Linked DNA regions of Homo sapiens: regions 1, 3 and 4 are each linked to region 2. The links are chromatin contacts, found by Hi-C in ENCODE. All regions are on one chromosome and are shown on one strand. Each heading gives the region's core, a stretch centred on a gene start or an enhancer-like site at or near the end of the contact. The rest is flanking DNA. Distances are from core to core; before and after follow the strand shown.

Region 1 (2,818 bases), core at 56-2,555, 3.8 Mb after region 2:
AATCAATCCATGGTTAGCACAATAGTTTTCTATCTTAAAAAAGCGTTAAAAGGAAATACAGTAGTATGTACAATGGATATAGAGAACTAGGTTAGAAATCTTGAGAATTTTTCCAGGATGTGTGGGTTTTTTGTTGCTGATACTGTTGTTTGCTTTAAATGCGGGGTGGTGGGGGGTGGGGAGACGGTAAGGACCAGGAAAGAATAAATCCACAGCGCTAAATTATGGTCATCTTTTAAGAGTGTACGACTTACCCAAATTCAAAGCAAATGGACAACTTGTCAACACCTACTAATTCCATCACAATTTGTTGGGGAAAAATGGGGTGCAGAAGCAAAAAAAAAAAATTTAATGCCTTTCTTCCTCCTCCATGCCCCGAATGCCCCAACACACACGTATCTGCTTCACTCTGCGGCAGGGAAACTTAAAGAAATAAATCAGCTACAGACAAACCTGATGATCCAAGCTAGACCCAAGCAAGCTCCAGGCACCTCTGGAAGGAGCCCGCTCGCTGGGCGCTCAGGCGGCGCGGCAGCCGAGTGGCTCCCCGGCGAAGGTGCCCAACACCTGGGCGCCCAGTCCGGCGGGACCCACAGGTCTGCGGCGGGGCGGGGAGGGCCCGGGAGGAGGGACTGGGAGGGCCCGGCGGGGCAGGACCGCTAAGTGGTCCGGTCCGGGCGCACTGCGCGCCCCGCCGCGCCGCCAGGCAGCGCGCGAGCAGAAGAGGGGCGCGAGCGGGCACAAGGGAAGGACCCACGACGAAGAGGAGGGTACATGTCCACAAAATTGAGGCCGGGTACGCAGCCGAACGCTGTGGCAGATCGCTAAGGCTCCGGGAGCGGGAAGTCCTCGCGCCTTCCTCAGGAGCCCGGACGACCCCAGCCCGGCTTTGACCCCGAGACACCTGTTCCGCCGCGCCCGGGGTTTGGTTCCATCCTCCACGCTTCCCCACCAACCCGGAGAGGGGGGAGGGCGAGGGGAGACGAGACCTTGGACCCGTAGCCTGAGGGCGCCTCCGCCGGCCATACCTGACATCAGCTGCGGCTCCCTCTCGCCCCTCCTGGGGGGCGGAGAGGGGGACGACTTGGGACTGGTGACCTTTGCTTCTCTGGGCAGCCGCAGAAGTGGCTCGTGGCCGCTAGCCGAGGCCGCCCGCTGCCGCCCAGATTATTCCCCGGCAGCGGCAGCACAGCGGCGGCGGCCAAGGCGGGCCCAGCGCGCGCTCCCGCCCGCTCGCTCCGCCCCTCCCCGCAGCGCGTCCAGGCCGTGGCCCGCCTATGGCGCAGCCGCCACCCGAAGTCTCCTGGCGCTGACGTCTCCGCCGCCGCACCAGCCCCAGGGAAGGGCGGAGCGGGAGGGGCGGTGGGCGGGGATACGGCGACGTGAGGAAGCGGGGATTGGCTGCCGGGTGCACGCTCCGCCCTAATGCGAAGGGGTCTGGGAAGTCGGATCTTGCACGAGCAGTAGATTTTGTTGTATCCCCCTTGCGGCTTGTGTCTGCTACTCTCCGCATTTCTGATCCTGCTGTAAGGTTATGCACTAGCTTCAAGACCTTGAGCGGGACGAAAGCAGGGTAACAATAGGGAGCGAGAAAGGGGATGCTTGAAGGACCTTTGTCTGAGGTACAGGCTCTAACCCTGCAGGACTCTTGTGGCCTGTAGCCTGCTCTTAACCCGTTCATTTGTTTTTCTGTTCTCTCCCCGTGCTCTCTTTACTCAGTATCTCTCTGGGCTTAATAAAAGGAAGTAATAAGATGAAGTATGCATACGGGTGCTGGGTCATCATGTGAGAACCAGGAAGAGCTGAGAACCGAGATAATGATACCAGAAAGCTTTCTATAGGCACATTTCGTCTTTGGTTCTGTCAGCACTTCGGTTCTGTGGGGCAATGGCCGGAAGAGCTTCTTAGGGGCGTAACAAAACCTATCTCCCCTTTCGCTGGGCTCTGAATAAGGAAGTTGTCTTTGGAATAGGGGGAGGAGGCTGCCACCTGTTGAGGCAACCCCACAATAGTCATGAGGTGAGGGTAAGGTTTAGTCTTTACTGGCGTTAACCATTATCTACAAGACCACGTTCCAGAATAGGAAAGCTACCCTGCTTCCTTTAAATGCCCTATCCAAGCGGTTCTTTAGTACTCTACAGCATGGTTGTTAAAGAGTATGGGCTCTGAAATCAGACTGCCCGGGCTGGCATCTTGGTCCCTCCACCTATTGGCAAGTTACTTAGAATGCCTGAGACAAATAATAATATACATTAGTTATTGTTATTTTTCCTTTAATTTGCTTAGGTTCAGCTGTAGTGTAGTTTCTCAGGACATTGCATCAATATATCCAAAAGAATTGTGAAACATAAAGCACATGTAGTGATTCTAATACAGATGTCTCATTTTTCAGATGACAAAACTAAGGCCAGAAAGATAAACTGATAGGTCCATGTTAGAAGAGAAGTGCAGCTATCCTGATGTCCAGGTTATTGCTCTTTCCTTGGCTCATGGGTCCAGACTTCTCTGCCTTACATGATTACGTCCATTCTCTACTCCTCCCCAACTTGTATACAGTTGTTGCTCAGCCTCCTCCCCCTCCACCTTTCCGCAATATCCTTCCACCTTTCCGCAATATCCTTCCACCTTTCCGCAACATCCTTCCACCTTTCCGCAATGTCTTGCCATCCATTGTGAAACATGGAAGGAGAACTCTTTCAGGGGTCAGTGTTCCAAATAGAAACCAAAACTCACAACTCCTTATCTCGTTTTAATTTTATTAAAAGTTATAATTAATAAAGAATAACACTTTTTTCCATTGAGCAAAGATTAGAACCCT
Region 2 (2,913 bases), core at 55-2,554:
TTTGGAAAAAGTCCTTCCCCTGACTGCTAATTATCTCTGAGGAAAACAGAAGCAATTATAGGTCTAGTGACAGGATCTAAAGGCAAAATGGGAAATCAAATGGACAAAATAAATGAAGTTTACGTGCTTTCACTTAAAATTGGCATTTTAATCAAAACCGATTTAAAAAGTCTAAAAATAAGCCTAACTCCAGAAAGCTGGGAAAGGGGAAGAGAGAAGGAAATATTTACCTGAGGCATCTCCAACTTTAAAATCACTGTCATCTGAACTATCATAATCAAGAGCTTCCAGCAGAGAAGCTGCCAAAGGCTTCACCTGCCTCCTCTTGGAGCTGCGATCCACTGTGAAGAGAAAAAAATTACATTGTCATTCATAATCACACCAAACACAGGGGAGAGTTGTGGTGCTAAGAGAACATAAAGATGACCTCGCACAAGGAATTTTTGTCTAACTGAGTTCTCAGCAAAAGGGGTCAGGAGAAGGTTGGGGTGCAGAAGCAGGGTGGGGAGGGCTGGACAGCTCCACGGGCAGTTTCAAAGGCAGCTCCAGCCCTGATGCTGCCAACGCCAACTCAGACCAGCTAAAATCGAAGCTGACCCTCTTGCTCATCTTTTCGAGATGTTTCTGCACCTTCCTCGTAATCCCCCACTTAGACATCGTAACAGTCAATAAAAACGGCAAAAATCAGGGAATAAAACAAGCGGGCTTCATTCCCGCGGACCATGGAGGGCGAGGGTCCACCAATCCTGCTTTCCCGCAGGACTCTCCCACCCCTGCCCTGCTCCCACCGGCCCTGACTTCTAGAATGGCTGAAATGGACCTCTCGCCGCAGAGGCCTCGGATACACTTACTAAGGAATCCGTGAGGTGGTCGTTTGGAGAAGACTTAGGGAGAGGCTGCAGGAGCCCAGGCAGCGCCGAGGTCGGGGACTGGGGCCGCGAAGACAAGTCCGAAAGATGCTATTTAAAACCGGCGCGCAGCCAGCCGGACAGGGGCGCTCCCAAGAGTAGCCCCGCGGTCCCCTAACCCCCCGCCCCCCCGGCCTCGCCTGGCCCTGGCCGCTCGAGCCCCTTCCCACAGCGCTCCCTGGCCGGAGAAGACCTCCGGCCCAGGCAGCGCAGTCAACCCGGCGGCCCCGGGGAGTTAATTTCTCCCGTTAAAACTAGAAGAAAAAAAATTAAAGAAAGAAAAACTTTATTAGCCTGGACCAGAAGCAACGAAAGACCAGAAATTGCACAGCGCGAGGGCGGCTGCCTCAGACAATAGGGAAAGCAGCGACCCGGATACAGCTCTGAAAAGGAAGTGAAAACACGAGGCTGAGCGCAGCCCTGAGAGCAGCAGGAATTGAGGGCGCATGCGCAGGACTCGCCCCCGCGCACCCTTCCCGAGCAGGAGCCGAACAGAGCCGAGTGAAAGCCCAGGGAGCCGCGCGGAGGCGAGCGGAGCCGAGTAGTGCCAAGGCGGAGCAGAGATCCCCGCCAAACCCTGTGCAATTCCGCCCATAAACCCCAAAGGCTCCGCCCTCTCCGCGCCTAATTCACCTCCTGAGTCCAAATCCCTGGGAGGCCAGTTTTTGTTTCTGATCTGTTTTTTAAGGATTTACTGAGTAAACGTTCCACAAAGGGATGTTTGCTACCTTAAGCCACTACCAATATTTAAATGATATTGTCACCGGTAGAGGATCGTGACTGCAAGTTGTCCAGGTTCTTGGCGTTTTTAACAAAGAATTGGACAAAACGCCCAGCAAAGCAAAGAAAGAATGAAGCAACAAAACAACAAAAGCAGGGACTTATTGAAAATTAAAGCACGCTCTGTACGGAAGCGACCTGAGCAGCGGCTCAAGGGCCCGGATACAGAATCTTGAGTCCAAATACCCTCTAGAAGCTTCCTATTGGCCACCTAATGCTCACCTCATGTAAATGAAGTAACGCGCAATCAGTCTGATTGGTTGCAGAAAGCAGCCAACCAGAGGCTGAAGTGAAGTTACAAAGGTCATGCTCCTGTGCAAACATTGGTGCAAAAAGCAATCAATCAGAGGCTAGGGTGAAGTTACAAAGTGGTATACCTCTATGCAAAGGAAGATTTCCCCTGCAATCAGTTTGATTTCTTGCAGATGGTGAAGTTACAAAGTGATACTTCTATGCAAAGGAAGACTCTCCTGCAATCAGTCTGATTTGCTGCCCACAGCCAATTTCCCATCTGCCCTGCAGAAAAAGTGGGGGTTTGCAAAGGGAGTAGCCTCTGGTCCTTTTGTTACTTAGGCATGGAAAGTTAGGGGTTTCCTTTCAATTTAGTTCTTAGGAAGTCGGAGTGACACATCCTTAGGTTCCCTGCCTCCACACCCTATTCTCCTGCCTCACTCTCACCCAAACTATCATTGCCATGTGACCTCTCAAACTTTTCTATTGTGCTATAGAAACTTCTATTCCAAAATGTATAACCTACTTAGTAAACATTTTTCCTTTTCAATGCCCATTCTTTTTACCTCCTCATCTGAAATAGAAACAGTTACCCTGCAGCCCTCTCAAATGAAAACCACTCATCCTTCCATACTTCATTTTCTCAAGGTGCAGAAGTGGCATCCCATGCTTAATACTCCTCATTGCCTTTCAGATATTTATTCTTCCAGTTAAAATCCTAGGAACTTGGTTATTTTAAAAACTCCACTCTGGGAATTTCACTTCCATTCTACTTTAAACACCAACCATATCATGGACTGATAGTCTTATCTATGAAATTATAAATCCAAATATTCCACTGTTTGACAATAGCCTTTTAGATTTATTTGGAGCAATTATGCTGAATCATCTAAAAGAGAAATTCAAAATCTGGCATTCGTGTTTATGTAAAACTAATTTCTAGAAGGAGATTTTCAGAATCAAAATGTATTAATTCATTTACTTTAATAAATAA
Region 3 (2,821 bases), core at 34-2,533, 3.4 Mb after region 2:
GGGTGCGGTCTGCAATAATTACAGCTTGTATTTATATCCTCACCTTTCAAGTTTAACAAGTCTCACTTCCCATCAGTGATTTCTCAGCAAAGGAAAGCCATGCTGATTCTGTGTTCATTCACCAGAATATTTGCAACAGCACTGTCCAAAAGAAATACAGTGTGAGCCATATGATTTAAAAATTTCTAGTAGCCACATTTAAAAAGTAAAATTAGGTGGAATGAAATTTAAAAACACATTTTATTTAGCCAACATATCAACAGCATTATCCTTTCAATATGTAATCAATGCAAAAATTATTGAGGATTTTTACGTTTTTTTGGCACCAACTCTGGGAAATCCGATGTGTATTTTACACTTATAGCACATCTCAATCCCATGTGGCTACTGGACAGTGAAGTCCAACACATTAAAATACTACTCAGTGTACAAAGGATCCAACCACATGCTTTTTGATGTTGTCTTTTACTTTTCTTACCGTGGCAAATTACGAGAGCGGTTTCAAGAAATTTCCACCATCAGCATCTTCGAGGAGATGCACTGCACATATCCAAATTTCCCTTAAAATATACAAAAGGCCTGCAGTCATTTGCTAACCTATTCAGCAAAGTCCACAACATGTGTGAGGTTTCATTCATCCTCTTAATTTTCATTACTCATATGAGAAGAGAACAGAGCTCACCGGGAGACAGGCCGTTTAAGAAGTATAGTATTTAAGAGGGTACAACGGGAACAGGGCACGTTGCTATTCTAGGTAAAGCAGGAATCTGAGTCCGACTCTCCCGCTCCAGGCACCTGGCTGAGCCTCCCGGGAAAGGCTGGGACGCCGCTCCCCACAAGCCCGCCGCGGCGAAGGCTGTAGCGTGTTCCCTGCGCCCCGAGGAGGTCTCCGCAGGTCCCACGGCCGCCCGCAGCCCCCGGTGGCTCCCGCTGAGGCCCGGCCAGGCGGCCGGCCGCCCGGCGCGATTACCCTACAGCGCGGAACGCGCTCCCCGCCGAGACGCCCGGGCCTTTCAACTAGGCTATCTCCGGCCCCTCGCTGCGGCCGCGGCGCTCCCGAGAGTCGAGACGCGAACCGGGTCGCGCTCACTGACCTGAGGTGGCAGCGCGGCCGCCGCACAGCCGCTTCCGGCCGGGACACCGCCCCGCCCGCCGCAGGAGCCCGGACGCGGGCAAGATGGCGGCCGCGGCCGTGCGGCCCGTGACCTGGACCACTGGGCTGGGACCCACGACCCCACCACCACGCCTGGAGGACGCGCAGCGGCGCCTCGGCCTTGGAAGGGGAGTTTCCCAGCGCGAGCCCCGCCCTTCCCCGCCCGGGAGGCGCCTCGGGGCGGGGTCACTGGCCGGGAGGCCCCGCCTTCCGCCCGAAAGCGCCGGTGCACCCCGCAGGCCCTGCCCGTGGGTCCACAGGCCGGATCCCCGGGTTCCTAGGCTGGGACTGCTTCTCAGAACCACTCTGTCGTTTTTAAGCAGGGTCACACACTCTAGCTCACTGGGTCCATTTTAATTTCTATTAAACATTTTTTTTTTTTTGCAAATGATGTAGTAGGAGATCCAAGGTGTTTGGTTAATGATTTATTCACTCATTAGTCATTCCACAAACTTGTCTTGAGCACCTGTTATGTACCCAGCACTGTGCTGGAATGCTGAGGAGACAGGAGTGAAGTAAAAAGACATGGTTCCGGCAGGAAACAGGCAAGGAGAGCCTTGACTTGGTAGGGCTAACACAGTGCTACACAGGAGGGACGCCCGCTCGGTGTCGGGGGTCAGCAAAGCTTCCTTAAGGACCACTAGGTTGAGACAAGAAGGATGAGTATGGGATTAGCCAGGAAAGGGAAAAGGGCAGTGGGAACTGGAAGAGAAGAGCCTTCTAGGACTGGGAAAGAGCAAGTGCCGGGTCAGGAGAGAGGACATAGCAGTGAGGAGGCAGTAGGTATGGATGAATGAGCAGAGGAAGTGGGGAGAGATTAAGGTGCTTTCAGAAACGGGTTGGAAACCAGTTTAGTGAGTTTGGATGGCATTTACCTAAAGGCAATGTTAGAGTCATCGAAAGTTTTTAATCAGGCAAGTGGTATGATCAGTTTTTTGTTTTGTTTTGTTTTTTTTGAGACGGAGTCTGGCTATATCGCCAGGCTGGAATGCAATGGCGCGATCTCTCCTCACTGCAACCTCCGCCTCCCGGGTTCAAGCGATTCTCCTGCCTCAGCACCTCGAGTAGCTGGGACTACAGGCGCGCGCCACCACGCCCAGGTAATTTTTTGTATTTTTAGGAGAGATGGGGTTTCACCATGTTGGCGAGGGTGGTCTCATTTCTTGACCTCGTGATGCGCCCACCTCGGTCTCCCAAAGTGCTGGGATTACAGGCATGAGCCACTGTGCCCGGCCAGTATGATCAGTTTTTGCGCAGAGAGCTGGAGGGATAGAGTATCAGAATGAGGGATGATAGAAACGCAGGTTACCAGTGGCACGGAGAGTGGGCATGGAGAGAAGTGGGGGCCCTGGGGAATACTTAGAAGGCGGGATGAACAGAGCTTGGTGACTGACCAAGTGAATGACGGTGAAAGAGGATTCCAAGTTTTTTGTTCCCAAAACTGAGTGAATGGTGCTGCCTCAGGTGTCACGAGTCTGACCTCGAGGCAGTCTTCAGATGTCTGACAGTCTTTGCTTGTCTGTTCATGATTAAAAGTGGGTGGTCTTGGGCTTGTGGTGGTGATGGCTGTAAACAGCATAATGAGCTTAGTCCTGATGATCTTGGTGGCAGATGGTTTTGATAAGATGATGAGTTTGGGGAAAGTATTGCCTTTCCAATCCTGCCATT
Region 4 (2,894 bases), core at 184-2,683, 3.0 Mb after region 2:
GGTAGAGATTACAACCGCCACCTTATCCGCTGCTGAAGAGTTTGTGTGCGTGTTAAGTGTTTCGCCCAGCTTCTCCTTCCCCGGCTACAAACGGCAAACACACGAATGAGCTAGCCAGCTCTTAAACTGAAAAACCTCTCGAAGCAGGCGAGTGATGGAAGAGAGACTCTGAGGGGCGGCATGAGGGTCAAATAAAAGTCGCTTTTCAGTTCGCTCCTCCAAGCCCCACAGCGACCGCAGGGGGGTGAGATTCCCAAAGCCACTTTCACACCTTCGATAATGCACTAGCAAAGAGAAGCCCGAAGAGGCTGAAGTTTCCACGGAGGGCACCGTCGGGGAGACGCAGCCCGGGAGGACGGGAGGGTTGGGCTCGCTACCTCTGCACACGGGCGAGCCGGGGCTCCGTCTCTCAGGTGAGCTGCTCCTCCGGTGGCTCTCTGGGGACCGTCTCGGGCGGCCCTTGGCCCGCGGCGCCTGCTCGGCCGGGGCTGCGGCCGCCGGCGGCGTCGGGCTGGACGGGCTGGGGCCGCGGGCCGCGCCGGGCCCCGGGAGGCTGCCCAGCGAGGCGGCGGCAGCGGCGACGGGCGGACGCGTGGGACTGTGCTGGCTGCCCCGCAAGAGCTGGTAGGGCACCGTGGCGCGGATGGGCTGCAGCAGCCGGCCGGCTCCCGCAGCCGGGGCGCAGCCCACGCCGCCGCCGCCGCCCGCACCGTTCCCGCTCCCGGCGGCGGCGACGGCGGGCGGGGACCCCGCGGCGCTGCGCCTCATCCTCTGCGACGGGGGATGAGGGGTCTGAGAGGAACTGGAGGAGGAGGAGGAGGAGGCAGTGGACATGGTGGCTCTGCGGGCCCTGGACGCCGCCGGCCGACACGGAGGCGCGGGGCGGGAGGCGCGCGAGCGTGTGGGAGCCGGCGCGATAGTGCGTGCGAGTGTGTAAGGGGGAGGGGCGGGGGTATCGCTGTGGGGGAGGAGTCTCGGGGCTCCCCCTCCCCAACGCACACCCCCGCCGCCTCGGCGAGGGGGGAGGGGAAGGCTGCGAAAACAAACGTCCAACGGCCGCAACCGCCCGGCTGGGCTCGGTGTGGCGGTCACGGCCGGGGCCGCAAGGAGCCCGGAGCCGCCGCCGCCACCGCTCCAGGCATCGTGCTGACAGGGCAACGGCCCGGATCACGCAGCCCCGAGGGCCGCTCGCAGCCTTCTCCTCAGCCCTCGCAGGGCTGCACGCACGGGAGAACCCGGCAGCTGCAAGGAGGGCCGGGACCCCTGCTTCTGGGGACCAGGGTAGAGAGAAAGGGCCTCGAGGTGCTGGCGCTCCTCGGAGTCCGCGCCACCGCAAACGCCGCCGCCGCCGCCGCCGCTTCTACCCACTCCTCACTCCGAATGGCAACTAATTCGCCCCAGCCGCACCCCGCCCCCGGCACCGCCTCCCAGCGCCCAGGACCCGGCAGCTGCCGCAGCGAGCATTTCCATTGGCTTAGGCGCTCCCCACTAGAACTCGAGTGATTGGTTCTGGAATAGGAGTGAGAGAAGCAGTGTCCAATGACAATGGTGCCTCCTACTTTGAAGGCGGGGCGTGAGGGGTGGCAGCGTGAGGTGGGGGCTGTGCGCGCAGGGAGGAGCGTAAAAGTTGACAGCCTTGAGGTAAGTGCGAGACTAGGAAAGTGGGACTGTGTGTGTCCTGCGCGTGTCCCGACACCCCCAGACACGCAAACGCCCCGCTAGGCAGGTTGCAGGGGCTCCACCCTCCTGGGCCGTCTGTATGACTTGAGACACAGGACACATGAGGCAAACTTTAATTTGCAAGTACACCTGCATCCGGTGGGATGTTTTAGTTAGAACCAGAAGACTGGATCTCTTTTAGTAAGCTGAGTTTTCGTGACCAGTAGCCTTATTAATCAAAAGAACTTCTGGTGATCAGGAGAAATGTCTGGAACCTGCACTGAACAAAGTAAAATACTCTTACAGCCTAACATTTGTAGTTATGCAGTGAAAAGAGATTATCAAGTTCTATGTTCCAAGACAATAACACTGAATAGCAGGGGTCAACAAGGAATTTTATGTCATTACACCATCAGTTAGATATATTAATGAAGGGCGCCCCTGGCTTTTCCGAAGCAGATAGCTTCTTGGGAGGAATAAATACCAGATGTAATGTAATAATCCATTGTGGTAAATTTGTTTTTTATTCTGTAATGAAACTGAAAGCGTACAAAGATTTTGGATGACTATCAAAAACATAAATTTACCCCACAGTAAACCAAGGTTTTAAACCTTAATCGGGAGCAATTAATGTAAGGATCTTCATCAGATAACTTTCATTAATTTTCAAGAGGTTAAAAGAGAAGCACAATGTCAAATTGGTCTGCTCGTGGTGTCTGCCCACACTGACAAGCTTCCTCTGATTTCAGGCACTATATGCAGGGGTCACTTTCACGTACAGGAGCCATCCTTCTTTTCTTCCTTGTGTGTTCAGACGAGAAAGCATACTAGGTTCAGTAAAAAAATTGATGAAACTCAATAAAAATACAAAAATTTCATGCAGTACTTCATCCAAGTAAAACTAGTGATAGTTCCTCAGTTTACCACATATTATAATAAGAGCTAACATTTATTCACCATGTGCCAGCCGCTATTCTAAGAACATTATGTGTGTTAATTCATTCAGTCCTCATATAATCCACAAGGTAGATACTATTATTATCCTTACTGTGGTCTCAGTTGTGGCATAAATAAGCTGTCTTGCCTGAGATCACATAGTTAGTATATGGGGAGCTAAAAATTTCACCCAGACAGACTGGCTCAAGAGTCTGAGGAAGCACTCTGCTATAGTACCTGGCAGCTCAAAGCTGTGGGGTACATAATCTGTAGAGTATTCACAATGGCCCACAAATCTC

What was found. A loop is a pair of places that touch in the nucleus more often than their neighbours do. Pooled maps may share reads with other maps.
Region 1: a loop to region 2 is called in a map of CD8-positive, alpha-beta T cell, with 4 times the contacts of the local background. The contact joins the promoter of C1GALT1 here to the promoter of PHF14 in region 2. A Hi-C loop is called at or near these places in 2 of 168 maps with a recorded cell type or tissue (CD8-positive, alpha-beta T cell and naive thymus-derived CD4-positive, alpha-beta T cell) and 12 of 50 pooled maps.
Region 3: a pooled map shows a loop between it and region 2 (12-fold over the local background). The contact joins the promoter of MIOS here to the promoter of PHF14 in region 2. A Hi-C loop is called at or near these places in 7 of 50 pooled maps.
Region 4: a loop to region 2 is called in a map of CD4-positive, alpha-beta T cell, with 8 times the contacts of the local background. The contact joins the promoter of GLCCI1-DT here to the promoter of PHF14 in region 2. A Hi-C loop is called at or near these places in 1 of 168 maps with a recorded cell type or tissue (CD4-positive, alpha-beta T cell), 1 of 37 single-sample maps with no recorded cell type and 9 of 50 pooled maps.

The regions. Positions count from the first base shown.
Region 1 is chr7:7,181,031-7,183,848 of GRCh38, reverse strand. C1GALT1 (core 1 synthase, glycoprotein-N-acetylgalactosamine 3-beta-galactosyltransferase 1) reads right to left here and starts at 1,305. Exons shown (of 4, transcript NM_020156.5): 1 at 1,029-1,305. RefSeq lists silencers at 516-735, 956-1,565.
Region 2 is chr7:10,972,263-10,975,175 of GRCh38, reverse strand. PHF14 (PHD finger protein 14) reads right to left here and starts at 1,304. Exons shown (of 18, transcript NM_001007157.2): 1 at 852-1,304; 2 at 231-341. The coding sequence starts at 852. RefSeq lists silencers at 460-509, 1,490-1,549, 2,060-2,109 and an enhancer at 1,240-1,534.
Region 3 is chr7:7,565,346-7,568,166 of GRCh38, reverse strand. MIOS (meiosis regulator for oocyte development) reads right to left here and starts at 1,283. Exons shown (of 13, transcript NM_019005.4): 1 at 1,095-1,283; 2 at 479-560; 3 at 44-141. MIOS-DT (MIOS divergent transcript) reads left to right here and starts at 2,102. Exons shown (of 5, transcript NR_110084.1): 1 at 2,102-2,253. RefSeq lists an enhancer at 493-562 and a silencer at 813-1,462.
Region 4 is chr7:7,967,291-7,970,184 of GRCh38, reverse strand. GLCCI1-DT (GLCCI1 divergent transcript) reads left to right here and starts at 1,433. Exons shown (of 5, transcript NR_110018.1): 1 at 1,433-1,641. It overlaps GLCCI1 (glucocorticoid induced 1), which reads right to left and starts at 1,389. Exons shown (of 8, transcript NM_138426.4): 1 at 378-1,389. The coding sequence starts at 834. RefSeq lists an enhancer at 1-16 and silencers at 497-576, 667-726, 807-1,206, 1,417-1,566.